Regions from separate parts of the Mus musculus genome. Here all the other regions are linked to region 1. The links are chromatin loops, found by intact Hi-C in ENCODE. Cell type or tissue: left cerebral cortex. All regions are shown on one strand.

Region 1 (5,000 bases):
CCACGCCTAACGCTCCTCCCACCAGATTTTTTTTTCTTTTTCAAAAAACCCAGGGCCCCCCCGAACACGTTCTAAGTATTTTGAAATGTCCCAGGAAAAGGGCACAGTGGACGTAGTATGTTTGTCCCTCTTTGTTACTGTTGACCTAGGGAACTTTGTCCTTGGTAGACAGAATAAGAGAGCAAGCGGCGGGCCACCCCCAACGCCCCGGAGGAGGGAGAAAGAACACAGCCGTGGGTATTTCTCCGCCCATTTGTGCCTTAGAGCTTTGTTTTCCCATGTCTTCAAAGCGTTAATTCTTAAATCAAAATACAAACGAAACAGCTGGCCGGACACCACACCTTTCCGGGCCACCCCTCACCACCGGTTCGAGTCCCTGGAGAGGATGTCTTTTTGCCACCCCCATTCTCCTAAGCATCCCCTTTCTGGGAGTATAAAGATTAAAAAGAATGAAAACCCCAAATAAAAAATAGGTTCCAAATACTGTTTCTGAAGAGCCAAATATCCAAATGCCAAGGACAGTTGTCGTCCGTCCAAATTCTTAGGAGGGGAAGAAAGGAGTGGGCGAGACGCTTCACCCTACAATCCCCATCAGGCAAAAATAAACAGTTCTTATTGCAAAGAGAAAAGAAGGTGGGGCCCAGCCTGGGGCGAGGCAGGAGGTTGGCCCCGCACCTGCAGTGAACACCCTGGAAAGCCCCTAACGACAGGCGCTGTCCTCGGTGCTGAAGTCTTCTCTTTGACGCAAAACTCGATGTACCGGAACTGAGTAGATTTCTAGGCCCTCGGTTTTCAATATCCCGCTGAGCCCAAGAGTCTTGAGTTGGAATAGCAGATAATCAGAGATTAATCCAGTCATGAGTCCCTCAGTCTACCTTTCTTCTGGCTCACCGGAATGTCATCTTCATGAATGCAAAGATAATATAAATCAAATGGTCACTAATATCGTTCAATTGGTTACTACTATTCATACGCTTTCAAATTAAGGACAAATAGAAGCCTTCATTCTTTTCCTTCCCGTCATAAAGGAGAGAGGAGAGGAAGAAAGGAGGGGGGAGGGAGGGAGGGAGAGAGAGAGAGAGAGATAGATAGATAGATAGATAGATAGAGAGACCCAGCCTGGTTTGACTTGTGATATCTACTATTGTAGAATATTCTTTTCTTTTCCACGTGGATTTTGCTAAAGCCCTAGGATTGAGAGCTTTTAATTCCGTTGTCAAAGAAAGACATGGTTGAAAATTTCTCCATCTAGTGCCACAGGTGAAGCGTCTTTACAGAGTCTTGGAGGAAGATTAAGGAGACAGAGGAAGGCCGCACCTAGGCAGAATTGTGGGTACTTAGGGTCGGGAGGATTTATGCTTCCTCCCTCCTGACCAGCGAGTCTTGAGTGATTGACATTAGTCAGTGACACCCAGATTCCTGACTGATGTCACTATATCTTTTAACGAAGGCCAGGAAAGGGGGCGTGGAAGAAACTCCGAGTTTACCTCCTCGTAAACAGTTTCAAGATATTCTGAAAAGCTCTGAGGTGCGTGGTTTGAGGGGCCATTTCCTTCGTGAAACACACACACACACACACACACACACACACATACATACCTAACAGGATCGCAGGGGAACTTCTGTTCCAACTCAGCTCAGCCCACCCTTCGGGTGCTTTTTGTTTTTAAAATGTGCGGGGGCTTTTATGTGAGGCCCAGAGAAAACAGCAATGTTCTCTTTGGTCGCAAGGAGCAGCTTAGTTACTTCAATCCCTTTTGTTGATCAGACCGTATCCTCCCAGCCCTGAGGCTTCCAGCTCCCTCACGAAAATTTCGGTGATTTATACTATTTGTTTTTGATGTTTCCGTTGAGTGGTGATGAAAGTCGCTAAGATGGTCACAAAAAAAGAGACAGGCCTGGGATAAACCATCGAAGACCCAGAGGTGCACATGAATAAACCGGTCTGCTGCTCCACAATATGAGGGAAATCTCTATGAAAACGAGTAAAGCGATCATAGAGTACTCCCCATCACTCAGACAGGCCCAAAAATCCAGTTTGTTTTGCCCCTAAAGGATGAGAAACGGAGGGAGAGGAAAAAGAAAGCCAGGAGGTAGCGGCGAGAAGGCTAGAAGAGGCCGGCCGTTACAGAGCCTTTCGGGCATCTCCAGGTGTTGTCTAGGGCGCACCAGGGAAAAGGCCGCCAGCACGGGGTCTCTGTGTGTTTGGCGCCCTCTGGTGGAAATTTTTTCCAATACCGCCTTTTTATGGTGGGGGACTTCACCCCGCTCAGTAATGTGCTTAAATATTGCCAAGAGAGAATCATTGAACAGCGTGAAACTGAAAAGAAGCGAGGAGAGCGGGCCAAGACACGGAGTGCCGTCCTGGCTTCCCGGAGCCACCCTCCATGCTCTGCTGCCCCAGGCGTGTGGAGCGGCACTCGTGCGTGTTATTAACCTTCAGACATGATCAATTACGAAGATTTCTTTTACCCCTCTCCAGGGAGAGGGCTCAGAGAAAGGGAAATAGACCCCTTGCCTCTTGTGGTGCCAGGTAGCTGTGTTCGAACGAGGTAGTGTGGAGATGGACTGGAAGAAGAAACGGGAGTGCAGAAACTCCAGGGTCTGTCTGGGTGGTCCCCTCATCTCCGCTTTGCCTGTACAGCCATACTGGCTCAGTAGAGCGCTCCCTAGGACACCACCCAGAGAAAACCTTCTGGAATCGCCAATCCAGGACAACCACAGGAGATTGATCAAGGCAAAGCAAATATTCTAGTCTTCTCCAAGATACGGGATGGAGGGCTAGGAAGAGGGGAAGGAAGAATCACCCAGTGAGACAAAATTCTTCGTAGGAATTATATTTTCCCTTGCCCTCACCCAACATCGCCTATCTCAAAAATAATTTAAAAACAAAAAACAAACAAACAAACAAAAAACAGAGCGTGCTGAGTGCATTCTGGATTACTCATAGGACTTTGTCACACACACCCTCCTTTCTGGTCGCAAACCCGTGAGCTGGATTTATAATCGCCCTACAAAGCTCCAGAGGCAGTCAGACACCTGCAAAGGAGCCCCAGCGCTCCGCGGACGAGCTGCCCCCGCGAGCAACGGCCTCGTGATTCCCCCCGCCGAGCGGGTCCCCGCCTCCCCACTCCGCCCCCGCCTCCCCCAAGCCCAGCGGCCGCCTCTCCGGATCTCTCCCTTCTTCAGGCTCTCCCGTGCCGGACCAGGGATCGTGCAAGCAAGGAAGCAGCCCTGGGGTGACACCCAGCACGTACTCCTGTGACAGAGCCGAGCCCAGCCCAGCCCCGGGACGCTTCGCAGAGGAGTCGCGGGAGGGTCCAGCTCGCTGTCGCTGAACCGAGGTGGGTAAATACCGGATCGCCCGGACTTGCCAGAGCCCCGCCTCGGTTATTCAACCCGGTGCCCTCAGCCTGCGGCTTCTTGTCCAGCCCTTTGCCTCACCCCACCAGCACGCGCCTGTCGCCCACCTTCCACAGCCGAGTGCTTCCCGCCAGTCCTGTCGCAGCTGTGGTTTGGCGCACCCATCCCCTACCCTCCTCGCTCTTGAAACCCTTATCAATTTCATTCGGGAGGACACATAAGGGCTGAAGTGACCCCAGAGCCATTTTTTGCCTGCGCTTGGGGGATCGGAGCTCACGGCTGTCGGATACGCGCCTGGGTAGCAGCGGCAGAAGGTGCGAGGAGCGATAACCTGTTACTTCCCCAGCACCCGCGTCCCACCGCCGCCCGCGGAGCTGCGAGAGCGCGCGGAGGTTGCGGGGGGGGGGGGGGACAGATGCTCGGCCCGAGGGACGACACGCAAAAGGCGGCTGGTGGGCTGCGCTCTGCGGGGTCTTAGATTTACCCAGATTACCGTTCTCCTCCCTCTCCTCTCATTCTTTCGCCCGCTCCTTCTCCCCATCTCTTCCTCTTCTCTCGCCCTCTCTCCCTCACTCTGTCCACGAACAAACACCAAATAGGGGAACCGCGCACTCTTCTATCCGAGGTCTCTTGCGCCCTAGGCGCAAATTCGCCACCGGGTGACGGTCTCCTTTTTACCCTCTGCCACCTTCTCTGGCTCAGTGAAACGAACTCTGGGGACTAGGTAGAGTAGAAACAGTGAATCTGGGACGGAGCCTCGCTCTAGGGTTGAGAAAGCTAGAAACGAGGTGGGACAAGAAACTGATCAGCAAGGCTTCGACACGCTGCCTTTTGGCTGTCTGGAGTGCAAGGTGACTGATTCTTAGCGGGTCAAGTCCTGAGGGGCGGAGGACCTATTTCTTCTCACCTTGTCTCACCAAAGTCCCTGTCCCCGGCGCTGTGAGCCTCCTTCTTTCCAAGGAATTGGCCAGACACAACAACGGGAGCCAGACACCGAACCAGACGTGCCCGCCCCGCACGCCCTCCCCCCTCCTCTTCTGCCCGTTCACCAGGCTGCTGGGAGCCCAATGGGGCTTGTCTCGGCTGGGCTGGAATTTGCTCGATGAGTGCTCCCTAGTGCTCCTGGCCCTATCCTCACCCCATCCCTCGCGTCCTGCACCCGCCTCCGGCGCCCCTTAGCTGTGAGCCTCACTCGGAGCACCCCGTTGCGCCTCTAGACTTGAGAGTCGCCCGGGGCTACTGTGCTTGCGCCCCAGTCCCAGAGCTAGCGAGCGCCTCCCCACCCCCTCCCACCGACCGCGCACCAGGACCCAGCCAGCTCGCTGCCCTTGGTCTCCCTTCTGTCTCCGAGACTTCGGTGCCCCGGGCCGCAGGACCTAGAAGCTCTCCCGGCACAGCTCTCCCTTCTGTTTGCAGCCTGTTCCTGCGCCCAGTCTGCGGGGGACCCTTGAACCGTAGAGACCCCAAGACCACCGAGCTGATGGCATCTTCCACTCCTTCGCCTGCAACCTCCTCGAACGCGGGAGCGGATCCTAATACTACCAACCTGCGCCCTACAAGTAGGTCCTGCCCCAGTTTCCTATTAAATGGACTGCAGCGAGGGTGGGGGCGCTGGCACTGCGGGAGGCTGCGCTGTC
Region 2 (5,000 bases), 430 kb before region 1:
TCTGTTCTGATGGAGGGGTGGCAGCTAGACACATGGTGTAGGTCCATAGGAGAACATTCTCTAGTTCAGAGACCAGGGGGGGTGAGGGAGAGAGAGAAAGAGAAAGAGAGAGAGAGAGAGAGAGAGAGAGAGAGAGAGAGAGAGAGAGAGGAAGAAGGAGGAGGAGGAGAAGGAAGAGGAGGAGGAAGAGGAGGAAGAGGAGGAGGAGGAGGAGGAAGATGAGGAAGAAGAAGAAGAAGAAGAAGAAGAAGAAGAAGAAGAAGAAGAAGAAGAAGAAGAAGAAGAAGAAGAAGAAGAAGCAGCAACAGTAAGAGCCATAGCTGAGGTTGAGGATAGAAGGCTCAGGACATTTTCACATGACCTGGTGTGGAAGAGAGCTGATACACTACCTTTCTCTCACTGCTTTAATAATATCAAGATCCAGGGGCCCAAAGCAACATACATTTTTTTTTCTGAAAGATGTTTCTCTGTGTAGCCCTGGCTGACATGGAACTCTCTCTGTAGACCAATCTGACAGCAGACTCAGAGATTCGCCTACCTCTGCCTCCTAAGTGCTGGGATTAAAGGCGTGCATCACCAGCCACCATCACTTAGCACAACATAATTCTTTATTTTGCTGATTTACTTTGTACTAAATATCTCAGGCAGGGCAATCTAGAGGGAACAAAATAGTATTCCTTCACAGCCATAAGGTCTGGGAATGTGAAGGCTCTGGGGTTCCGTGAGGGCCTCCGACTCTCCTCGTACGGTGGGAGGCTAGAGAGCCATTCTCATACACTTGTCTTGACATGAATCCATTCAGGAGGGCCAAGCCTCCGGACTGGACATCTTCCCGAAGGTCACATCTCCTATCACTGTTGCATTATAGGGATCACATTTCTCATACATGAACTGGGGGATGGGGTGGGGGGGGGGCACATACAGGCCAGAGTACTCTTCTTATAATTATAATTATCTACCTCAGATGTCCAGTAGGGAGCCTTGGAGGCCTTAGGGGTTAAAATCACTATCTCCCATTGGATACTTCCCTGACCCCTGAGATTTGAATGCTTCAGCTTTGACTCTTGAACCTGCTTTTTCTCTCTCCTTTCCATGTGGGTTAACCCCAGTTCTCCGGTACATGCCCAGGTCAAACACTTCAGAGTTATCCACAGATCTTTTTTCTTAAAAGCCCACTCTGAATTCCAGTTGGTTCAACCTTCAGAATTACATTCAGGATCTGGTTATAACTGGTTGGTACAGTAGCACTGTAACTGGCTGTGTGTCCCCCTCTCTTGGCTCTGCCCTCAGCATGCAGCCAGGGGAGCAACTAGAATAGAAGCCTGACTTGTCTCTTGTCAGCTTACCACAAGTAGTTGTCTCACCCAGAGTAAAAGCCAAAGCCAACATGAGAGCCTGAGGGGAGCAGCCTGCCCACCCCACACTCACCAACGTGGTGCTCAGCTGTCACAGTCAGCATCCGGCCTGCTCTGGGAGGCAGAATCAAGGGCAAGGGGAGCCCTGGGTCCCTCTTCACCCTCTGCTTGCACCTCTTTCCCAGTCCTGCATGACAGTCAGGAGTCTGCTTCCCCCTGTGAGACTTAGAACATTGATAAAACAGAATCCTCCAAGAATTCCTGTTCTTCACCCACTAGCAAGCCTGCAGCCATTTCTAATCTCCCTGCTCTCTACCCAGTTAGGCCAGAAAATGCAGTGGCACCCACAAACTGTTGTTGAGGTTGTTTGATGTTGGGGAGGGCTCTGACGTTGTTGGTAAGAGGGAAACTGTAGGATGGGGTGGCTCCTGCTTTTCATAACCGTAGGGTCTTCCAACATCAGTCTGCTCGGTGGGTTGCACTCCCGAGGACTCTGTGTCAGCCACTCTTAAGAGCAACTGTTTTTGGGGGTTTAAATTTAACAGCAGGCTGGGAGGTACCGTTCGAATACCAAGTTTTTTCTTTAAAGGGGAACGAAAAGCAGGCACTTTGAAGACAGAGTGGCCCCTCTCCCATACACTACCTCATGATGTGCTTTGTACTGAGATGGTTCAACACATGGTTTCTGAGTGGAGCTAACACATTTTAAAAAGGAAGCGAATCCATCTGTAATCCTAGCAGGCGTGACGGTCACATGAGAACGGAAGAAATGAACATGCAAAGGCACGTCTTGTGAATTTGAGACCAGCCTCAGCAACATCGTCAGACCCCAGCTCAAAAGGAAAGGAGAAGGACCTAAGTTAGTAAACATATCAGATGATGAATCGGTTATGCACAGCCTACAAACATCTCATTGCTCCCATTCATCATTAGCACGGTCAATGGAATAACAAAAAGGGTTTCCAGGCATCTGGGGTGACAGTGGCCTGATGTGTTGTGTCTTGTTTTTGTCTGATAGGTCATTGCTTGCGAGCAGCAGTATGACTCGTCCTATGACGCTCGTTGTGACGTCTGGTCCTTGGGCATCACAGCCATTGAGCTGGGAGATGGAGACCCTCCCCTCTTTGAAATGCATCCTGTGAAAATGCTCTTTAAGATACCAAGGTAGGACACCAGGTGGCGCTCTTGACTCATCGGTGCTCCGTGAAACCGGTTTTGGAGGGAAGCTAGTTGGTATGCAAGTTCTCTCCGCATTTGAGAAAGCTCGATTGTGTAATATGTTTCCCTTTCAAAAAGATGAGGGAAAAAATTTAGAGTGGGGGTGGGGGCGTGAGGAGATACTAATCGCTACAAGATAAGTTCCCTGAGAAATGGCGAGAGCATGGGACAATTGCCAATTCACAGCACTACAATTTTTCTGAAATGTTCTTTTTTTTTTTTTTTTTTTTTGTGCTTTACACGAGAGAAACACAGATGTGATTTAGGACTTAACAACTGGTCTAAAGGCCGACGCTTTCTTTTTAAGTGTACTTAATGTAGCATTGGGGGAGCTTGAGGGGGCTCCCCAAAATACATATACATATGGTCATATCCACTCAGATCAGCAGTGACGTCTATCTGAAAGATGTCTCATTACCCATACATCCTTATTCCTCACCCCTCAGTGGGAAAGCCCCTTCAGAGGAGTCTCAGAAGTGATTTAGATGAGGTGTGCTGCCTACTCTGTGTGCTCTCAGGGTCTGCACGTGCAGGGTGGTTCTTTGCCAGCAGCTGAGCTGATATACGTTAGGAGGGTCAAATGGTGGGGAGCCCAGCTCAGCCTGGGTGCAGATTGATAGATAATTTGTATTTTCCAAACCGGCTCTTTCAAAGGAACACTCTGGGCCGTTGAATCGATGTCACAATACACGTGTTGACCTTCCCTTATCCGCACAAAAGCGCAGCTATCTGCAGCCTTTACACAGTTCTGGAAATTGCATTTGCATTTCTGATTAGGCCTATTTATATGCAGATGGGGCTCTCAAGCGTTGATCATCGTAATATTATCATTTTAGACCTAATCCAGATGTGAGCAAACCAACAACCAACATTCCGAAAACAGCCTCGCTTAAGCCGGGCTGGTTTTTCTGCTTTTTCCAAAACATAAAAACAAGTGCTCATGGTAGCAGCTGAAGCTTCCGGCTTCTTAATTAACAGTCTGGTGAGCAGTCGAAGGGACCTACGGATGCAGGAGCCGGCAGCAGAGAGAGCGAGCGAGCGGTGACATGTGCAGAGATGAGGAACCAGGCTGCAAGGATTCTCTGTGTGGTTCCTTGTGTTACAAGTGCTTGCTTGCTATGGCAACATAGTTTCCCAAATAGCAGAGAGTTTTACGAGATGTATACACTTTCAATAAGAGATTTCTTTGGGTATATTTATTCTTTCCCTTTTTAAAAGTGTGCGTTCATAGGCAGATGAAATGCTTTGAAAAAAAAAATCGCCTACGCTGATAAATTCCAGGAGGCTAAAGAGGTGTGTGCGTGCATGTGCGTGTGCGTGCGTGCGTGCGTGTGTGTGTGTGTGTGTGTGTTTGTGTGTGTGCGTGCACATGAGTGTATACCCATTGAGTCAATAGACCCTTCATCTCCAGTGATGAGCTAACTTCTGTGTCCACAGCCTCTGCTCTCTGATCATCTCTATTCTAGCACTCCACTCCCGTCTTGTATCTTGGGAGAAGTCTTTAGATCTAGATGAAGATAACTAACCCCCTTTCCCTACCTCGATGCAGAATGGCTCACAGAACAAGGGAACTGGAAGACATCCATCTTTATCCCAGCTATGCTGAGACTGTCACTCTTTCCTAGACTTCCTGCCTTTCTTTATTTTTTTTTTCCTGTTCGGATGCTGGATCAGATATCAGAATAATAGTTTGGCAGATTCTCTGTGCGATTATTTGGACTCAACATTTGCCATTGTCACAACTCTAATGGGCTGGCTTGCCATTCTTGGGCAGGAAGAAGAAAAACAAATGACGACATGCAGCCTCTGTACTAAGACGGTAGCTGCTCTCTTCCTAAGCCCTGGGAGAACTCTGTGGGTTTATATCAGTAAGTTAGTTCTTTAAGAATTATCCTATCGGGATCACTCAGTTCTCTTTGAAGGGTTACGGGTTGACTAGAGCTGTGTGACCATGCATGCCTATTCTCAGTGCTAAAAATGTATCATTTCCTCAGAAAAAAGCTCTTAAATGGAAAGTGATGAAGTTAAACACTTACATTTTTAAAAGCCTTATATTGCATTGATTTGTTTGTTTATGTATTGAGAAGGCATGGGAGGGTGTGTGTGTGTGTGTGTGTGTGTGTGTGTGTGTGAAGACATCAAAGGACTAGTTTCATCATTCTGGTTGTGGGGGTTGAGTTCAGGCTGTTAGGTTTGGCATCTTTACCCACTGAGTTAGTACACCAGCTCTCATTTACATATTTTAAAAATCCAGTTGAATATTGACTTTTATATTTCATAAGGGTGGGCCCCTCCCCTTGCCCTGCCCTCCCTTCCCCTTCCCTGCAAATAACATTAATGACAAAAATTCTTGATTCTGCTTGACTTCAGTTTCCTTTTCTTTTTCTATTTGGATGTACTTCCAATGCACTGGAATTTTCTTCCATT
Region 3 (5,000 bases), 300 kb before region 1:
ATATGAACCTATGGGAAGCACCCTCATTCAAACCACCATACCACTGCAGGGATTTGTAGAGTATCCCTTCAAATCCCTCTAGGTTGGATTCCCTCATTGCTGAGAACCAAGAACCACTTAGACTCTTTGAGTGATCACTCAGACCCCATGAGTGCTTTGAGAGGCAGTGAGGGCATCGTGGTCATGAGCTAAAAGCTGATTTGCCCCAGTATGATGACTGCCAGACCTCATTTGGCCCCTTGTTAAGCCCCCACTTGCCTATCAGTAGAATGGGAATAAGCATTTCACACGGGATGAACACTCAGTATTTTAGCAGTTTTTATAATATGCCATTTCTTCCATATGATCCTTTCTTCAAAGATACCTGGACAGGAAGCTAAGATAAATTGACCTGTCAAAAGTACAACTTCTTTCTTTTATCTGGTGCTTGGTAGTCAAAGGCTTTGTGTTACATGACAGGATGAGTTTATATCCAGTTGCCGGGCAGTGGCTCCTCAGACAGCCCGTCAGTGTCCCTGGCCACAGTCAGTTGCCTCTGGTAACTTGCACACGTTGCTGTCTGTCTTCTAGGTGTTATACGATGCTTCTGGGGTTCTTGAGAAAAACAGAGACACCCTCCCTGCTGACGTGGTGGTAGTCCTGAGGACGTCTGAGAACAAACTCCTTCAGCAACTGTTCTCAATTCCTTTGACCAAAACAGGTACCTGAGAACTCCCCAAAGCTTTAGTCCAGTGCCTATGTGGTGTCTTTTAGTCAGTGCCCAAATACTGTCATATGTGCACTGTCAACATCAAATTCCCCCCTTTTAAAGACTTACTTTATTTTGTTTTATTTTTCATGTCTGAGTGTTACCCCTGTGTGTATGCCTATGCACCATGTGCATGCCTGGTGCCCACAGAGGTCATAGAGGGAATCAGATCCCCGGGACAGGAGTTAAGGATGGTTGTGAGCTATGATGTGAGTACTGGGACCAAAACCTGAATCCTTTGCAGGAGCACCCAAAGGTCTTAACCACTGAGCCATCTCTCCAGCCCAACACTGAACTTTAACCAGGGTCAGGGTGCTGTTTAAATTCAAGAAAAGAACATGGCTATTTCTTTTGTAAATTAAGTCCTGAGAAGAATTAATCACACATAACACACACACACACACACACACACACACACACACACACATGTGAACACACAGAGAGACACACACATACACACAAAGACACATTCACAGATACACACATGCACATACAGAGACACAGATATACACATTCATACACACACAGTGGAAGTCACACACAGATACGCACGTGCACACACACACACGAACACACAGATACACACGTACATACACACACACACACACACACAGAGACACAGACACATACATACTCATTCACACATTCACACATACACACACACTTTCCACATCAGCTCTTACAATTCTCATCGTCTCTGCCTCCTTTTAACTCTCTTGATAAAACTGTATATAATCATAGACTTGGTTTACCTAGAATTATGGAGATGTATTGGTGTAAGATTCCAAGGAAAGGGTGTGTGGCACATCAACGGTCTTCTGACCAAGAGCCCTCAGAGATTACCTGGTCCAGTTCTCACCCTCTCTCATTCCCCTAAACAACCCGGAACATCTATGGCTTCACTTGCTGACAGACAGCTGAAACTGTCCATCTGTGGGTCCTCGTGCCAAGAAGCAGGCTGCTAGGTCCCCAGATGAGAGTTCCCAGATCAATGGATTCTCACTGGACCAAGCTCCTTTGATTCACCTGGGATCCAGCTGTCTCTGTCTGGGCCACAACAATCCTCTTCTCACAGCTCCTTCCTTTTCCTAAAATCATTGGCACCCATGTCTCTCACCTGGGACCTTTGCAAGGTAGGATGGAACTGTCGCCATGTCTAATTTATAGCTGAGTATATAAATGATCCAGAGTAAGTGAAAATCCTGCCTAAGAGAGAACAAAAAGCTAGTCTACATACAACCTGTGCCCCTCTTGACTTAAACAAGTAACTTAACATCCTTCAAACATGCTTCCGTGGTACCCAGTGCCCACTCAAAGTCTGCAGCCAGCTTGCCCTGTAGATGCTTCTTGGCTGCAGCCAGGATTAATTCATGTGGATCCCCGGGATCCCGTGAACAGCTGTGGGCAGAGCTGGCTGGTGCTCCCCTCTGGAGTTCAGACTCCTCTGCAGCTGGCTTCTGGGCAGAAGCAGAGATAATGCCGTTATTAACAGGGCTAATAGTCCCTGAAATAAAATTTGTCCGCAAGACTCTTCTTCAGCTGGCATTTGCACTCTCCTATAAACATAAATAATGACTTGTCAAACCTGTTCGTGGTTTTGGAATTTACTCTTTCAGCTTGTGGCTGAAGGAAAAAAAATAAGTTCATAGTCCTGAGCACTAGGTGGCTCTATGCAGAAAGCAAAGCTCTGCCTTGAGCCTCCTGTCCTTCCCGGAGTCTCCCCAAAGCAGGAAAGAAACACAGCAGAGCCTTTTCTAGTTCTTGACTTAAAATTTTAATTCGTCTTCCAGAGAGCTTATAACCTTTCTGAATTGTGCCTGGAAATGGAAGCTCACATCATCTAGGAGTAACAAAAGTGTGTGTGTGTGTGTGTGTGTGTGTGTGTGTGTGTGTGTGTGTGTGAGAGAGAGAGAGAGAGAGAGAGAGAGAGAGAGAGAGAGAGAGAGAGAAAGGGAGAGAGACAGAAGGAGAGAGGAAACAAACGTGATATCCTAGCAAGCTCCTCTGTGATTCTGAGCTGTGCACGATGCTGTTTTTTTTTTTTTGAATTGTAAATCCACTCTTCTTCAAATTTTGAATAATATTAAAAGCAGCATGTAAGTGTCAAAACTAAAAGGCAAGAGTATTTGTCTGCTTTCTGGATTTATTCATGCAAAAATGCATTCAGTTAGCTGACACCAAAGTCTTCTGGTAACAAGGTGCCTACTGAGACAGCAGGAGGCTACAGCAGAGTTAGTGCGGTGTGTCAGTAGAGAAACTAGAACCTTTTTCCTTGTGCCTTCACTTTCTGTTTTGAAGTGGTCCCCAGTTTACTACCTTGTAATGATAATCGTCCTCCCACCTTCATTAAAAAGTGTTGCTGTGTCTTGCATCGAATGGCAGAATGTTAATGGGGCTTTTAAGATCTGAAACATCTATCACCATCTATCCTCTGTCTGTCTGTTTTTCTGTCTGTTTTTCTGTCTGCCTGCCTGCCTGCCTGCCTGTCTGCCTGTCTGTCTGTCTGTCTGTCTGTCTGTCTGCCTGCCTGCCTGTAATTGTAGTATAGCCTTTGAAGAGAAGTCTCTTTTTTTCACTGAAATTGAAAGCATTTGTTTCAGGTGTATGCTTGTCTCTTTGAAGGGGTGGAAGTGGCTAGACATTGCTGTGAGAGACAAAGAAGGCCCGGTTACTCTGGCAACATAATTCCAGTGCTTGGAAACCCATTGTTTATGTCATTTTATTTACCCTGCTTCAAAACTTAAATGAATGGCTCATTGGTTAAGAGCACTTGGTGCTCTTGTAGAGGAGCCAAGTTCCGTTCCCAGCCCCCATATGGTGGCTCAGAACTGTCTATAACTCCAGTCCCAGGAGATCCCATGCCCACTTCTGACCTCCACAGGCACCAGGCACACACACAGTACACATACATACATGTAGGCAAAGTACTTATCCATATAAAATAAAATAAATAAATCTTTTTAAAAATACAGCAACAAGCATTGCAAGGGTCAGCCTAGATGGTCCTGGCCATGCTTGGATGCTCTGGCTTCTGATCTGAATGGTGGACCCCTGGACACTTGCTTCATAGTGGTCATTATGCAGTGAACTTATGCTTTGCACACTCTTCTGAGCACTTTCTATTTCACAGTAATACGGGCTTTTGCCGAAAGCTAAGGAACACCCCTTAAAATTCAAAGGAAAATTTTAATTTCATTATCAAAGAATTCCTTCCAGCTAAGTTCCGGTTTCATGGGAGCTAGAAACTGTCTTTTACTTCCCAAGTCAGGCATCAGCGTGCCCTAGACTGGCTTTCTTACCCTTTCAAGGGAGCCTCTTCTCTGGGCGACCTGGAAAGTAACACTCCCTTAATTAGTGGCTATAGAAAAGATGTGTTGTCTGAGTTCCTTATTACGGTCAAAAAGATCAACACTTGACTGTGTATAACTTTGATAGCTTTCCATGACTTTAACAAATACCCAGCGATAACCAATTCACAAAGAGAAAAGTTTTACTTCTCACAGTGTTAGGCGTTACAGCGCATGGTCAATTGTTTCTGCTGGCTTGGTACTGGGGTAGCACCTAGTGGCAGGTTTGCCTGGTGGAGCAAAACCGTCTTTGTCTTGAGAGAAAGAAAATGGCCAGGTTTCCATCACTGCCTTTAGGGAGACACTTCCACCAATCTGAAGAGCTCTCACTAGTTCCTGCCTCTTAGAGGCTTGCATCTCCTCCCAGTAGTACCAGGGCTGGAGACTGTGCCTTGACACATGGGTCTTGGGGGGAGACTTTCCACAACCAAGTTACCATGGTAACTGCCATGTGACATCAGAGATAGTAATCACCCAGCATTTCCCCCAATGCTTCCTTTGACTTTCCTGTTCTCACTGACTATGAAAGAGACTGAACATGCAGAGTGAAATAAAGCCCCAGGGCGCCAGGAGACAGGGCCACTCCTGTGTTGTCTAGCAGCAGCTAAGTCTGGTGAGAAAGATAGCGGTGCTAGAGGGTGCTCTCATCCCAAGGTTCTCATCCCAAGGTTCGCAGTCAGCACTGGATAAACAGAGGCAGCCACAGTCAGCATGGATTCTCTTCCTTTTGGCCTGTTGCCCTGACCATGCTTTGGCCTGCAGGTGGACTATTTCAGGACTAGTAAGTGTTATTGCACGGGGCTCCTCACACCACAATGGACAACCAGATCTATGCGGTAAACATGTTGGTCTACCTCGCAGTGCTATTCTGCCTTGTGTGGTCATGCTGTGTGCCTCTCTGCTAA
Region 4 (5,000 bases), 340 kb before region 1:
GCAATCTTTTGTGAGCCCCTGTGCCTGATTTTGTATTGTTGCTAGGAAAAATTATAGGCTATACAAACCACCCTGGACCTATAAAAGTCAAATGATTGATTTCTCCCCATGGCAAGGTGGAGGTGGTATTTATAGTCTTGCGGCCATCAGTCTGGAGATACTCTAGGCGTCGCTGGCCTTTCTAGCTGCAAGCTCCGGTTCTAGGAGCCCCCAAGGCAAGGCATCCACCAATAGACTGACGGGGGAACGGGAATGTTACAGAATATTCTTCAGGACTAGAAGGTGAGGGAAAGCCATTTTGAAGTGAAAACTAAAAGCTCCCTGTGTATCTGACAACTGGGGATTGCTGTGAAGAATTGGGCTTAAATGCTCTGTCAAAGGTGCTCAGAGGCTGCTAACTTTCCTACAGCCTGCCAAGGCTTTGGGTTGCTGCTGCCATGCTACTGAGGGACAAACCACAGCTGTTGATGGCATGGAGTGGGCAGAAGGTCATTCTGTGCTTATCCTGAGCCTCCTGTGTCAGCTGAAAGATGTTGCAGCTTCCTCCTCTGATGCAGGGCAGCTACTCGGGATAGAAAGGCAATGGTGGTTGGAGCGGTTTTCATCAGATCCCATTTCACTAGGGATTTCCGTGTGTGGAGTTGTTGTTTTCTATGGATGATAGGTCATTTAGTCCTAATGAGAAAGCCGTTCCGCTGGGGTGGCTCTAACCAATCCACTGCAGAGGGGCTCAAACAGATCCCGACTTTTACCGTTTTGCATGGACTTTCTGCTCCCCACTTTGTATAATCCTATAGCAATTCACCAGAACTACAGTGCCAGTCATCTTCAGTTCTGAGACCTTTCTGTTCTCTCAGAAAACACTAGAAGCCAGTGGCCGCACGCTTCTCTGTTGCTTGCAGGTTCCTTTCTCTCTTTGTAAGCTTCTAAATGCATCCCCCAGGCCCTCCACTCCACCGAGTTAGAGCAACTCCTATAAAAGGGTTAGTAGAGGTGATACGTCACAGTTCTATAGGTTCCTAAGATAAACTCCCTTCTCTTAAAAATGCTTTCCTAAGTAGTCTACTTTTCCAGTGTTTCAAATATTTCACAGTAAATTGAGAGTAAAAAAAGAATTGAGTTTTTAATATTTACTTACAACAGTCTAAAGTAGATTTCTGATGGTTTAACTGATTCAATTCATTGAATTTTTCTACTTTCTGATACATATTTCAAAGGAAAGAGCTGCACGGGGCTAATGATCACGTTCATTACCAAGCCTTCTTCCCTCCTCTCTCCTATATTATATTCCCAGGGACAGAGAGTGTCTAATGTTACACTTTAGAATTATTTGTTGTTTTTTTGTGAAACAGGTGTCTTATTAAAGATTTTGAAAAGCGGCCTTCGGTCACCCATCTCTTGGACCACCCATTCATTAAAGGAACTCAAGGCAAGGTTTTGTGTCTGCAAAAACAGCTGGCCAAGGTGCTCCAGGACCAGAAGCATCGAAACCCTGTTGCTAAAACCAGGTATGGTTCTCCGTGTCACTCTGATTTCTTTCTCTGGGTGTTTGTAAGGATGATATGATTGTGCTTGGGCTTGCCCCACATTTTAATCTGTAACAACCACATCCTTGCATTTTGCAGCGTTTCATTTGTGTGACTTTAATTAAGCATGTCCCGTGGACGAATAGGCAGGATTCAGAAACAAACTGCCTATTCAGACCCCTGTGACCGGTTTCTCTCAAATGGCTGAAATCTCACGGTCCTCGTGTTCAGCTGAGTAACTAACTGCAAGCTGGACAGTGGTGGCCCGTACCTTTAATCCTAGCACTCAGGAGGCAAACGAAGGCAGAGGCAGGTGGATCTTTGTGAATTCTAGGCTAGCCTGGTCTACAGGATAGCCAGGACTAAACAGAGAAACCCTGTCTCAAAAACCCAAAATAAAATAAAATAAAATGTAACTGCAAAACAGTCATGTCTGAGATTATGTGAAAAGTCTTTAATTGGCTATTGCAGAGTGGAGAGCTAACATGGACTCTACGAACAGGCCGTGGAAAGAGTGTATGTTAAATGCTCAAGACTGTTTCGATGGCCTCTGAGCCCATTCTCTACTGAATCCGTAGACTTATCTTAGTTTTATTTTCTCATGCATTTTGTTTATGCTAGCTAAAGCAGCCAGGACTCCTTCTACATGGCTCTAACCTTCTCCCCCCCACTTTTTAAAGGACATATAGTTGTTTTTTTTTTTTAAGATGCTTATTTTTAGGGTGTGGGAGCAAGTCTTTAAAACTCTATTCTGTGAGAATCTCTATGAAACAGATCTTTGATTTCTGTCCAGAGGGTGGCAGAATTTCTCTTTAAGGAAGAGAGAATGTAATTGCAGACATAGCTCCCCTACTCTGCAATTACTTGGCTTTTAAATTCTGGCCAGGATGCAGATAAGCACCAGTCCAGTATTATTAAAAGAACATCCAGAATACCGGAGGTGAGGAAGATAACACAGAGTAAATCAGGTCCGGAGATAGCCCTGTATTGTGCAGAAGCCCGTTTACAAACCAGAAAGCCAAAGCCAGACTTACCAGAGATGGAATGTCAAGGTGACTGTGTTGTGCTGATTTTTTCTCTTGTCACAGGTTTCTGCAGCAAACATTTTCCTATCGGTTCTTACTGCCATGGCTATTTCTGTGTCTGTGTCTAGCTGACAAGGCAGAGAGACCCATTCTTGTGACTTGGGGCCTTTTGAAGCAGTAGAAACTTGTGCTTGAGGCCAGGAGAACCAAAAACCCACTTTCCTTTAGTTTCTGTACATCAGCCTGCCCCACACATTCACACACACTACCAAAATGAGGACGAGATGCAAACACCCAGACATCCAGGCCCTTAAGCAGTTAAGTCAGACCCAGCTTCTCCTGTCTCTGTTAGATCAGAGAGCTGCTCTCCAGTGGCTTCGAAGCCAGTTCTCGGACTTACCAAGCACCATACTTCTGCTCATTTTTGCCTGTGCAGTTCTCCAGTCTCATTTTAAACACCTATTTCCCCCTTAGAAAATCATGACGCCGCCGTGCACGCTCAGGCCCTTGCTCTAATTACTCTTTGCCAACTCTTTTGATGTTAGACGCCTGGTAGGTGGCAAAGGCTTCTCACAGGGCCTTTGTAATCTCCAGTTTCATTCTGTACTTCATGTTCTTTTGAGCAGTCATTAAAAAAATACAACCTCACAAATACGTATCAAAATGTTGAACAGCCCCTTCCTTAGGAGGTCAGAAATAAATTCCAAAGGGAACACGGTGTAATTCACACTTCCTCTTAACAGCTAGCCAGGTGTTGGCTATATAGATGCTTTCTGAACCCACCAGGAAAAGCTCTCAGCTGTCATTTGCAGCTGACTAGCCAATCTATCGAAAGCTGTGAGTTTCCAGTGAAGGTGGAGAAAACAGAGACTAACAGAGGCGAGAGCAGGGACAGATGGGAAAATAGCCCCCTCATTTCTTTCCAACGATGCTCACATACCAGGCAGGGCAAACCAATGATTAAAACCATGGGCTCTGCCCGATTTGGGCTGTAGCTCGGCCACTTGCTGAAGAAGTCATTTAACTGTTTATTCTTCTGAACTCTCTTCTATAAGATGGGAGTTGTTTTGATTTCAGATTGAATCTACACATAAATGATTAGGATGGCTCTGCCTACCTACAGTGTTAGCCATCAATAAATGTTGGTCATAGAAAAATATCTGTGCATAGACTGTTAGAGTCCTTCACTTCTTTTTAACACTATAGTCTTAGTTAGGATTTCTTCGGCTCTGATGAAACACTCTGACCCAAACCAACTTTGGGAGGAAAGGGGTTCTCTCACTAGCACCTCATTAGCACTGTTCATTACCAAAGACAATAATGGCAGGAACGCAAAGAAGGCAGGAACCTGGAGGCAGGAGCTGATGCAGAGGCCATGGAGGGGTGCTGCGCACTGGCTTGCTCTTCATGACTTGCTCAGTCTCCTTCCTCATAGCACCTCAAACCACCAGCTCAGGGGTGGCACCACTCCTAATAGGCTGGGCCCTCCCATCTCAATCACTAATTAAGAAAATGCCCTCCAGGGTTGCCTACTGTCCAATTATATGGAGGCATTCTCTTAACTGAGGTTCCCTCCTCTCAGATGACTCTAGTTTGTGCCCAGTTGACATAAAGCTAGCCAGCACAACTCCCTTTCTTTTGCCCTTTATCTGTGAAAATCCATCTCCTTAATTATCAGAGAAGATCATTAAAATAAACAGTACGGAGGCACCAAATGTTAAAAGTATTGATTTCTATCTTTTCCTCAAAGTCAAATTTATTCATTTATTCTCTGTAGAAACATTTACTTACGTGTGTAGGTGTCAAGCCCTCAACTGAGCAGAGCAACTGCAAAGGCAAACCAGATCTGGTTCTTGATAAGATGCTAACAGTCTTTGTACCATACAAACAAGAATCAGGTAAAATAGCGGTTCTCAACCTGTGGGTCTCGACCCCTTCACCAACTCGCTATTTCCAAAAATATTTCCATTATGATTCATTACAACAGCAAAATTATGGAGTAGCAATGAAAATAATGTTATGGTTGGGGGGGTCACAACAACATGAGGAGCTGTATTAAAGGGTCACAGCATTAGAGGTTGAGAAGCACTGAGACAAGAGAAAGAGAGGCTGTGGTCGGTCTGGCCCCGCCCCGGGAAAGGGCACCTGGCTTTGGGATGCCTGGGGATGTCCAGGAAGTGGCTGAGCTAGGATTTAAACCTGCCTAGCCTGTGGCTTCACATTTTCCTGCCTGCCATATAACCACCACTGTCAGAGTCCTGAGAGGCTTCATCCAGCAACAGATGGAAACAGATGCAGAAACTCACAGCCAAACATCAGGCAGAGCTCAAGGAGTCTTGTGCAAGAGTAGGGGATAGACTTGGACAAACTAGAGGGGTCAAGGGCACCCTATTACCCTGGCCCAAGAGAGCTTACAGAAACTGAATCACCAACCAAAGAGCATGCAGGA
Region 5 (5,000 bases), 970 kb after region 1:
AACATCAGAACCTCTGTGAACTCTGGCTTGTGTTCATGCAAATGGCCAGGTGGCCCGAGTCCTTAATAGGGCTTGGATCGTCTGGGGAGCCAAGGAGATTTTACATTTGCCAGGATTGATAGCATAGAGGCACCCCCAGGGAGTTAGCAGGACACCCAGAGCCATGGAGGAGGAGGTGGGAAGCTGGGGACAAGTACTGCCCACAGTGGTACATTTCAGCTCTCCTCTAAACTTGGGAATTCATCCATGGTCCCCAACTCCCCAGATCAGTTTGTCTACATCTAGAGATGTAGAGAGTTGTGTGGCGGCAATTCTAAACCGACTTTGTTTGAGGGTAAGAAGGAATGGGGAATTTTAAAGATCAACTGGCAAACTTTTGAGGTGTTCTGGAATTCGCCAGGCAGAGACTCAGAGACTGAAGCTGTGACCACGGAGCATCCATATTCCCTAGAGAGGATCAGGGCCAGCTGCCTTAAAGATACTTGCCAGAGAATGACTTCACTTCTTTTCTAGAGCAATCAGATTAGCATGTAGTGTCTTTATCTGCAGATCAGTTTACTCTTAGGTCCCCCTAAGGATAGTTTTATTAGGACCACAGGATTTCACCAACCACTGGGACAATTATTGCAGGTGAAGGTATTTATGGGGAAGGTATATAATCTGATTTAGTAATCTAGCCTGTGCTGCTAAACGCAGCAGCTCTGTAGGAAACAAACTTAAAGGAATTTTGTGTAATGTTCTTTGAAGTTAAGACTGAGAAGTAGGGTTCGTTTTTTTGTTTTGTTTTGTTTTTGTTTTTTAAGAGCCTCCTCTCTTCCACTTCCTCATCAGCTGACCAACTAAATTGACCTGACGCCTAACCCTGAACCGCAGGGATTCCAGACAGGAAGTGTAAGCTGGCTACCTGAGCTGTTGGCTCCTGAGGTGACTCCCGTGAGTTCTGCTCCCGATCTGGAACCTTCAGGACCAATGGGAGAGTCTAAGTTCCTTTCATACTTGGGCTGGCAAAGGTCTGAGCATTTTGGAGCAGGTGTGTCACTTTAGAGTTGGGTCAGTTGGAGGACTGCACACCGGGACTCACAAAGTAGAGATAAGATCTCACTTCCTGAAGTTTGCTGAGGCCTGTACACTCTTTCAGGGACCCGGCTCAGTTTCTCCCAAGACTTGCTTCCTTGAGTTAGGAAATAATTCTCAAGTGTGCTCCCTCACCTACACACAGCTCAGTTCTAAATGTGGCCAGACTCTGAAACCCTATCGTGCCCACCCGTTCCCAGTAGCCAGCCTGGCCTCCTGCTCTGCTAAGTGGAAGGACAGAGCACCTAGTAGACCCATGGTCGCTCTCTGGTTCCCCAACCCAACCAGTCTCTGGGATAAACTGGTCCTAGGCAATCCGGCCATCCGACGTCCCCATACCTTGCACTAAATTCCAAGAGACACCAGTCCAGTTTTCCCCATCCCAACCCCGGCGCACAACCGCAGCGATCACTTACATGGGCAAGGCCCGCAAGGCGAAGAGACCTTCGGTTCAGATGGCATCCAAGCGGCTGCGTTGGGCGCACAGGACGGCACTCCACACCCCAAAACAGGCACTAAGAAGGAGCTATTAAAATCGCGAGTACGACAGGAAGACCAGGACGAGGCGAGTTGGAGTTCTTAGTTGGTTGGTGTTACAAAGCCTCACCTTGTGGTTTGGCGATTAAGGAAAAAACAAAAACAAAACAAAAAACCTTTCAGGCGATGGCAAACCCTTTATTGGTTTACGAATTTTGGACTGTTGTTTTTTGTTTTGTTTTTTTCCTCTTTCTTTTGTTTTTCTCTTTTGCTCCAACCAACATGCTGCATGAAATGTTTCTGCGCACAGCCTCATGCCTTTAATCAGAAGAGGAAATCTTTAGGCAGGAGCTGCTGCTGAAGGAGAGAGAGAGAGAGAGAGAGAGAGAGAGAGAGAGAGAGAGAGAGAGAGAGAGAGAGAGAGAGAGAATGAGAATGAATCCCCTGTACTCATATCTGTAACGACATCACCGATGTAATTTGTTTTGAATGTTCATTTTTATTGGTGTTCCCTCTGCCAAAATGTGCTTGATTACAGAGGTCTCCCTGTGATCACTGTGCACTCCAGATAGGGGAAGGTGCCGCGGCGCAGGTTCAGCTCAGGCCAGATCAAATCCCCGGGCTGTTTAACGCTGAAAGGCTGCATGTTGCTATTAGTGTTAAATATATGGCTAATTATGCGTATGAAAATTAAACATCAGTGTTATGCTAATGGGGCGCCTTCAGCTGCGGATCTGAGCACTTGAGACTACCATTTAATCAAATGAATCAGTAACTAATACGTGTGCACGTGTGAACTTTCACAAGATCATTTCCCCCGGTCCCCGTCACACCGCTAAATTATGAAAGAAATAATTATCAACACTTTCTAATTACCTAACAAAGTAATTTGGGATTCATCGTGGGGCTGGCGGGATTGGGAACCAACAGTCCCTAGCAACCAGCGTAGTTTGCGCCACGCGAGGTGGTGTGTGGTAGTAGTGGGGGGGTGGAGTGCGAGAGAATCTTTTGTGCACTTTTCAACACTTGCACCCAGATGGTAGACAGCGCGCTTTGGCAGCTCTTTCCTTCACCAGCTTCCCCACCTCACCCCCGGGCCCGGAGGCTCCAGCTTTGGCCACTGGAGGTGAGGAAGAGATCGGGCGACAGAGAGGGGCATATCTAAACACAAATATTCAAGCCTACCACTGATCAGGATTTGCTGAGGGTGTCGGTGTCTCCCTAGGACTCCCAAACCCCAAGTACTCTGGCCAGACCCCAGGAGGTCGGAAAATGACCACCTGGCAGGAGTTCGATGCACCAGCCACCAGGCGACTGCGGGCCCTCAGGACTCCACGCTGAGCCGCGCCCTCGGGGCGAGTGAGCCCGGGGCTCGTGGCTCAGGGGGAGTGGAGAGGGGAGGGGGAGGCAGGAAGGTTGGGAGGGAAAGGAGGGGGGAGGCGGTGCGGCCGCCTTTCCTGGGTGGAGAAGCGTGGGTTCCTGGCTCTCCACGCGCACTGCTTTGATCAGACCCGTGCAGCCTCGAGCTGGAGTGGCCAGCTGGGCCTGGAGAGATGCGAGCAAGCCCCTGGGAACGGTGGCAACGGCGGGGCGGCGGCCGAGTGAGTGAGTTGGGCCAGAGGGCCCCCAAACCCAGATCCCCGGGATGTGGCCGAGAGAACCCCAACCTGGGAGGCGCGGCCTGGAGCGCGCTGAGCTAGGCACAAGACGCTCAGAAGGACCGCTGGCTGCAGGCTACCTGGGTTGTCGCCCAGTGCGCGACTCCGCGATCCAGAGACCGCGGCCGGACTCTGGAGCGGCGCTCCGCACCGGACTAGGTGACCTCAAGAAGAAGTGGTCCGGGGTCCCAGGCGTTGGGGGCGGGCGAAGGGTGGGGACAGCAAGGGGGAGGGCGACGGCAGGGCGCGGCTGGTTGGTTTCTGGGGCGGGAAGCGCGCGAGGGAGGCGGGAGGCTGGAGTCGCGCGCCTTCGAGGTTCCTGCGCGGACGCCGCAGCCCATTGTGCGTCCCGCTCCGCGCGCTCTGTTGCAGAGGAGCCCCGGCCGGGACGTGTGGACCGGATTCTCCCCAGGCCGGGCCGCGTCGCCCGCTCTAGTCCAGCCGAGCCCGAGCTTCTCGGACCAATCCCCGGTGATTATGCAAGAGAGCCGACCAATCAGCTCCACCAGCTCATGAATATTTATGACCTTGGCTGAGTCAAAGCTTTGAACCGAGTTTGGGGAGCTCGGCAGCATCATGCTTAGACTTTTCAAAGAGACAAACTCCATTTTCTTATGAATGGAAAGTGAAAACCCCTGTTCCGCTTAAATTGGGTTCCTTCCTGTCCTGAGAAACATAGAGACCCCCAAAAGGGAAGCAGAGGAGAGAAAGACCCACACCCAGACCCCGCGAGAAGAGATGACCATGACCACCATGCCAGAAAGTCTCAACAGCCCCGTGTCGGGCAAGGCTGTGTTTATGGAGTTTGGGCCGCCCAACCAGCAAATGTCTCCTTCTCCCATGTCCCACGGGCACTACTCCATGCACTGTTTACACTCGGCGGGCCATTCGCAGCCCGACGGTGCCTACAGTTCGGCCTCATCCTTCTCCCGACCGCTGGGCTACCCCTACGTCAACTCGGTCAGCAGCCACGCGTCCAGCCCCTACATCAGTTCCGTGCAGTCCTACCCCGGCAGCGCCAGCCTCGCCCAGAGCCGCCTGGAGGACCCAGGTACGTGCGCTTGCCAGGGACAAGGAGAGAAGGGAAGGAGAATAGGAGAGAGGGGGAGAAGGGGAGGGGGAAAGAGAAAAGACAAGAGAGTGTGGGGTAGAGAGGTGGGTGGGGGTGGGGAAAGCGCGGAAGTAGTAGAGGTTTCGGATATCAATCTGTGGATCCTTGTCACTGAAAAGAAAAAAATTATAAGTCAATTCAATTTACAACTGTCCAGCAAAGGATAAATCCGAGCGCGTCTCCTGGCACTGGCTGGGCCTCTGGGCCGCTCGGTGCGCCGAGCACACAATGCCCTGCTGGAAAACAGAAACCCACATGTGCACGTATTAGTCTCGGTAATTATTTATTGCGTAGCGCTATAAACAATGTATGCAATTAAGGGTAATTAAACCTCAACTACCGCCTGCAAAAAATAGCAAACTTTCTCTGCAAAGGCAATAGCTGCGCTCTTGGGAACGACCCAATTCTGTCTGCAGCAGCCAGGGACGTGCGCTCGGACCTTGAGGGACCTTCGCAGTCTTTCAGGGTTTCTTGAACGTTCTTTTCCGGACCCTACTTCTGCCAACCCATCCATAGACATTCATTCTCGTCCCTCCTCACTAAAGGCAGTGCAGCATTAACAAGGGTCTCTGCTTCTGTTGTCCCTCCAGGGGCGGACTCCGAGAAGAGTACGGTGGTGGAAGGCGGCGAGGTGCGCTTTAACGGCAAAGGGAAAAAGATCCGTAAACCCAGGACAATTT
Region 6 (5,000 bases), 930 kb before region 1:
ATCTTCTTTCCCCAATTTCCCAAGGGGCCACATTGTTATCCTGATCTGTAGCAGGATGCTTGGCCTTATTCAAGTCCATATCTCCAGGGCATATACTAGACATTTAATAAAACTTAACAAATGAATAAACTTACAGGTCTTTTACATAAACCATCTTACAAGGGGTTTTTAATTATTTTTTGTGCGGGGTCTCATTATGTAGCACAAGGCTGGCCTCAAACTTGACAGCCCTCTTACCTCAGCCTCCTACCTTGCCTCCCAGACATCAAGAGATTGAAGATAGATTGGAGACAAGCACCAATGTAATTGTGCTTATGTAATGGAAAATCTATAAGACCCAGAAATAATGGACTCATGGGGCCCCAGGACTGGTGGATTCAAGACTTCGCACATCCTATGCCAATGCCCTATGACTGAACTACATCACCCACCTCATATGACATTTTTTAGCAGACAAAACTCTACAGTAAATAAACCAATGATTCCAGGAGCCAGGGACCACAGGAGGTTGACTATAGTGGTATAGGAGCAGGGAGGCTCCTGGTTGTGGTACTGGTTATGTGTCTTTTTATTATTAATTTTATTTATTTATTTGTCCATTTGTTTATTGGATTCTTGACAGGGTTTTTTTCTGTGTAGCCCTGGCTGTCCTGGAACTCACTTTGTAGACCAGGCTGGCCTCAAATTCAGATATCTGCCTGCTTCTGCCTCCCAAGTGCTGGGATTAAATGTGTGTGCCACCACCATCCAACTTACATATGTGTCTTTTACAACCACACATTTAAAAAAATGTCAACGTTAACTGGGTGTGCTAGTACATGTCTGTAATTCCAGCACCCTAGAAGTTGAGAAGGATGGCAAATTCTCAGCCAATGTGAGGTATGTAAGCCAGCCTGAGTTACATAGTGAGACTCTTTCTCAAAAATAGTCATGTTTACTGTGCGTCGATTCTTTAAAAATAAATATATGGAAAGGGAGTTGTGTAACCACCAAATGACTTAAGCAGCATTAACAGGAATCTAAAATCCACACACAATCACAAGCCTTCCACACACTAAAGTAATGAGATTTCATGTAAGGCTGTTTCTACAATGCTTACCCAGCTCACACAAAGCCCTGAATTCTACCCCAGCATCACATAAACAGGACATTGGCGAACATCCCTGCAATCCCAGCACTTGGGTGGCGGAGGCAGAAGGGTCCAAACTCCAAGGTGAGCCTCAGCTGCAGGAGACTCGATATCAAGAAAAGCAAGAACAAAAACCATAACAAAGACTGTGTCCATCACATCCGTTTTACTGGGACATTGACAAAATGAGAAGTAGCCAAGGAAGTGACCAAAAAACGGTTAGGGGATGCTAAGCCTGGGTACATTTAGCCTGGAGGGGAGAGAAATTTACACAGTAACCTATCTACTAAGTTAGGAAAGGTGCCCACTAGTTTACTGAGGCAGCCTGAGAAAAACCCCTAGCTGCAAGAAGACAGACCTCAAATCACTGAAGAAAGACTCTGGGATCATTCGAGTTGGGAATGACGTGCCTAGAGAGGCAGGGAGCTTTCTACTCCTGGGAATCACTGAGATTGTTCCAGCAGATGTTAAATAACCGCATGTCAAGATTATTGTTGGCAGGATTACTTCCTGAGTAGGAGACTGGTCTACTTAACCTCTAAGGTCTCAACCAACTCAATTCCTGTATCCTGCTTTATAAACGATGCTGTAAATCACCCTGGCCTCATGTGTGTCTCCAGCTCCCTGCGGTTCATTACCAGGCATGTTTATATACTGAGCACTTCCCAATCATCATGGACGTCAAACATAGTTCCAAAGAAGCGTCCAGGATGCTGCTTTATGCCGTCTCACCAGCCACGGGGAAGGAGAGATGCAGACAGTGAGATGGCTCAGAAGGTTATTGCTGCTCCATCTGGCAACCGGAGTTCAATCCCTGGAACCCACATAAAGGCAGAAGGAGAAAACCAACTCCACAAAGCTGTCCCTGATCTTTGCACACCCACTGTGGCACATTTGACCACACATCACCAAGCACACATTCACAGTAACAATGTATTTACTAAAATGTCTAGTGGATGAATAGAAAAAATTTACCCTGGTTAGGTGCTTGTGTTCTCTTTAATGTGTCTGTCTGTCTGTCTGTCTGTCTGTCTGTCTGTCTGTCTGTTTTAGACAGGTCTCACACAGCCCAGGTTGTCTTCAAACTCCCTGTGTGTCTGAGGATGACCTTGAATTTCGGATTCTGCTGCCTCCATGTGCTGTGCTCTGGGAGGATGATTCTAGTTCTCACTTTCTTTGTCTCTATTTCCTCTTTCATAAGGATGGCCTGAATTCAGGGTTCTCCTGCCTCCACTTCGCAGTGCTGGTACTACAGGTGTGCACACTGCACCTCAATGCTACTTTCATCTTTTAAAGTTATTATTTTAACTGAGTGAATAAACTGTATTTGAAGAAATGGCAACTACCAAAGGGGGTGGGGTGGACTATTAAAGCTAGGACAAAGTCAGTCCCTCTGCATGCCAGAATGTGTTGTGTAGTCCCTATGGGAAGCAGGTTAGCAAAGCAAGGGGTCTGTCAACTAGGTGGAGGCTCGTGCCTGTAATCTTATTACTGGGCAGGATGAGGCAGGAGAATTACAAATGGGCTATATAATGAATCCAAAGGCAGCCTGACTGGAGTGGGAGCCCATCTTTGAATGAATGAATGAGTGAATGAATGAGTGAATGAATGAATGAATGAATGAATGAATATTTAAAACCAATTTCCCTAGAATACACTAACATACATTTGCTTACAACTGCAGGATTGCTTTACTATATAAACACAGCAGAATTAATTTAGTCCCTGATCATCTGAGAAAATACAGAACAATATAATAAAGACATCTGTAAAAGAACCGGCATAGTCCTCACAAATGCTAGGTCTCCATAAACTCTCTGAATTCTATCTGAAGTCTGCTTGATGTAGTTAACAGTGATTTTTGCATTCCAGTGTATAATCAACACTCACTCCGCTTCGTAACTGCTGTCCTAAGAACTGGCCACACGGTGTCACTATTGTCCTAGAGAAAAACTTCAACGACGCTCCTCCCCCGCCACCCTTCCTGTTGTTTTTTTGTTTTGTTTTCTTTTGTTTTGTTTTTTTCCTGTGTCTTTTTTTCCCCCTTTAAAATTAGCATTTGGGGTGGCGGGGGTGGGGGAGGGGGTGTGGAGGGGGGAGGGGAGAGCCTGGAGAATTGGCGTTGAGGTTAAGAGCTCTTGTTGCTATTGCCGAGGAGCTGATTTTGATTCTCAGTATCCACACAGTGGCTCACAATCATCCAGAACTTCAAACGTGTTATAAAAATGTACATGCTGGGAAAACACTCATGCATATAAAAATGTGTGTGTGTGTGTGTGTGTTGCCCCTGTGTCAGAGGACAACTCTGTGGAGTTGGCACCTGTTTGTGAGTACTTCCCAACTTTTCAGAAGGGCTGGCTTCAAGGTAAGCACATTTTTTCGTACTTATTTTGCCAACCCACAAAGTCCTCTTAAAAGAACTAAGTCCTGCTCATGGTGTGAGAAGGAAGTGTCAAAAAGAGTGTTTCCTTAAAGTTTTGTGGGGTTTTTTGGGGGGAGGGGGAGTTTCGAGACAGGGTTTCTCTGTGTAGCCCTGGCTGTCCTGGAACTCACTCTGTAGACCAGGCTGGCCTTGAACTCAGAAATCCGCCTGCCTCTGCCTCCTGAGTGCTGGGATTAAAGGCGTGCACCACCACGCCCGGCTCCTTAAAGTTTTGAATTAATTAACCTCCCTTTAAATTTATTTTTATTTGTATGGTTATCTTTGCCTTCAGGCATGGCTGTGGACCATGTGCATGCAATGCCTGATGAGGCCACAAGAGGGCATTTGTTTCTCTAAAACTGGAGTTGACGGTTGTTAGCCACCATGTGGGTGCTTGGTGCCAAACCCTGATCCTCCGGAAGAACTCCAGTGGTCTTCCTCACTGAGCCAGCCAGTGTGCCCCCTCTCCCTTTAAAAAACTTTTGTTAAAAAAAAAAAAGTTTCTTTGTTTGTGGGGGAGAGCTTGCTCTTCTGGCTGGCATGGGGTAATTTTTAGTTGTTGGCCCTTCTACCATTTGGGTTATCTATATCAAACTTAGATTATCAGCCTTGGCAGCAAGTGTATTTCCCCAATACGATACCCCCCCCCCCCCGAATCCCCATTTTTTGTTTGTGTGTGTGTGTGTGTGTGTGTGTGTGTGTGTGTGTGTGTTTGAGACAGTTTTTGTTTGTGTAGCCCTGGCTGTCCTGGAAGCCCTGGCTTTCCTGGAACTCACTCTGGCCAGTGACCAGGCTAGCCTCAAACTCAAGAGATTCCCCTGCCTCTGCCTCCCCAATGCTGGGATTAAAGGCTATTGCCAACCTCCCAGTTATCCTTTTAATCGGCAGAAGAGCACTATATTTTTCTCCTAGGGGTTGTGTGGGTTTTTAAATAGAGATAATATTGACATAATTTGTAGCCAAGGCATAGGCACCTGTAGTCCCAGCTACTTGGAAGGACCAATTACAAGGAGGATCATTTGAGCTGAGACAGCAAGGCTAGCCTGCAATAAATACTGATGCATGTCTCTAAAAACAAACAAACAGGGTTAGCAAGATGGTTCCAAGCTGTGGTGGTTTGAATAGGTTTGGCCCCTAAGACACATGTGCTTAAATGCTTGGCCCACAGGGTGTGGCACTATTATGAGGTGTGGCCTTGTTAGAGTAGGTGTGGCCTGGTTGAAGGAAGTGTGTCGCTGTGGGGTGGGCTTCGAGATCTCCTGTATGCTCAAGCCAGGTCTAGTGTGGCATTCACTTCTGCTGCCTGTGGATCCAGGTGTAGAGCTCTCAGCTCCTTCTCCAGCGCCATGTCTGGCTTGAGGCTGCCATGTTTCCCCACCATGATGATAATGGACTAAACCTCTGAAACCATAAGCCAAGCCCCAGTGGAATGCTTTCCTTTATAAGAGT

The links. A loop is a pair of places that touch in the nucleus more often than their neighbours do. Peaks named below come from ENCODE experiments on the same cell type or tissue, not always from the same donor. Only the 100,000 strongest peaks of a DNase experiment are listed, where the experiment ranks them.
Region 2: a loop joins it to region 1, with 8 times the contacts of the local background. A loop is called at or near these places in 32 of 42 quality-filtered maps.
Region 3: it touches region 1 in a loop (10-fold over the local background); 11 of 42 quality-filtered maps call a loop at or near these places.
Region 4: it touches region 1 in a loop (4-fold over the local background); 32 of 42 quality-filtered maps call a loop at or near these places.
Region 5: a loop joins it to region 1, with 6 times the contacts of the local background. A loop is called at or near these places in 5 of 42 quality-filtered maps.
Region 6: a loop joins it to region 1, with 7 times the contacts of the local background. A loop is called at or near these places in 6 of 42 quality-filtered maps.

Annotation. Positions count from the first base shown.
Region 1 is chr2:70,558,989-70,563,988 of GRCm38, forward strand. Gad1 (glutamate decarboxylase 1) reads left to right here and starts at 3,141. Exons shown (of 17, transcript NM_008077.5): 1 at 3,141-3,344; 2 at 4,780-4,922. The coding sequence starts at 4,844. It overlaps Gad1os (glutamate decarboxylase 1, opposite strand), which reads right to left and starts at 4,369. Exons shown (of 3, transcript NR_040496.1): 1 at 4,271-4,369. In left cerebral cortex, a CTCF peak has its summit at 2,221 (motif pointing left); DNase peaks (open chromatin) are centred at 592, 780, 1,896, 2,216 and 2 more places; H3K4me3 peaks cover 2,545 bases; H3K27ac peaks cover 2,115 bases.
Region 2 is chr2:70,124,474-70,129,473 of GRCm38, forward strand. It overlaps Myo3b (myosin IIIB), which reads left to right. Exons shown (of 35, transcript NM_177376.4): 8 at 2,374-2,519. Among named protein-coding and RNA genes, the nearest start is that of Myo3b, 88 kb to the left of the region's middle. In left cerebral cortex, a CTCF peak has its summit at 2,525 (motif pointing right); DNase peaks (open chromatin) are centred at 2,526 and 3,484; H3K27ac peaks cover 1,659 bases.
Region 3 is chr2:70,257,393-70,262,392 of GRCm38, forward strand. Myo3b (myosin IIIB) reads left to right here. Exons shown (of 35, transcript NM_177376.4): 23 at 571-700. Among named protein-coding and RNA genes, the nearest start is that of Sp5, 220 kb to the right of the region's middle. In left cerebral cortex, a CTCF peak has its summit at 2,408 (motif pointing right); DNase peaks (open chromatin) are centred at 2,422 and 4,653.
Region 4 is chr2:70,215,663-70,220,662 of GRCm38, forward strand. It overlaps Myo3b (myosin IIIB), which reads left to right. Exons shown (of 35, transcript NM_177376.4): 10 at 1,353-1,508. Among named protein-coding and RNA genes, the nearest start is that of Myo3b, 180 kb to the left of the region's middle. In left cerebral cortex, a CTCF peak has its summit at 2,322 (motif pointing right); a DNase peak (open chromatin) is centred at 2,360.
Region 5 is chr2:71,526,047-71,531,046 of GRCm38, forward strand. It overlaps Dlx1 (distal-less homeobox 1), which reads left to right and starts at 3,399. Exons shown (of 3, transcript NM_010053.2): 1 at 3,399-4,260; 2 at 4,911-5,000. The coding sequence starts at 3,948. It also overlaps Dlx1as. In left cerebral cortex, no CTCF peak of the experiment used is centred here; DNase peaks (open chromatin) are centred at 2,271, 2,451, 2,772, 3,046 and 2 more places; H3K4me3 peaks cover 1,937 bases; H3K27ac peaks cover 821 bases.
Region 6 is chr2:69,632,117-69,637,116 of GRCm38, forward strand. No RefSeq gene overlaps it. Among named protein-coding and RNA genes, the nearest start is that of Bbs5, 13 kb to the right of the region's middle. In left cerebral cortex, CTCF peaks have their summits at 3,045 (motif pointing right) and 3,883 (motif pointing right); DNase peaks (open chromatin) are centred at 3,062 and 3,867; H3K4me3 peaks cover 399 bases.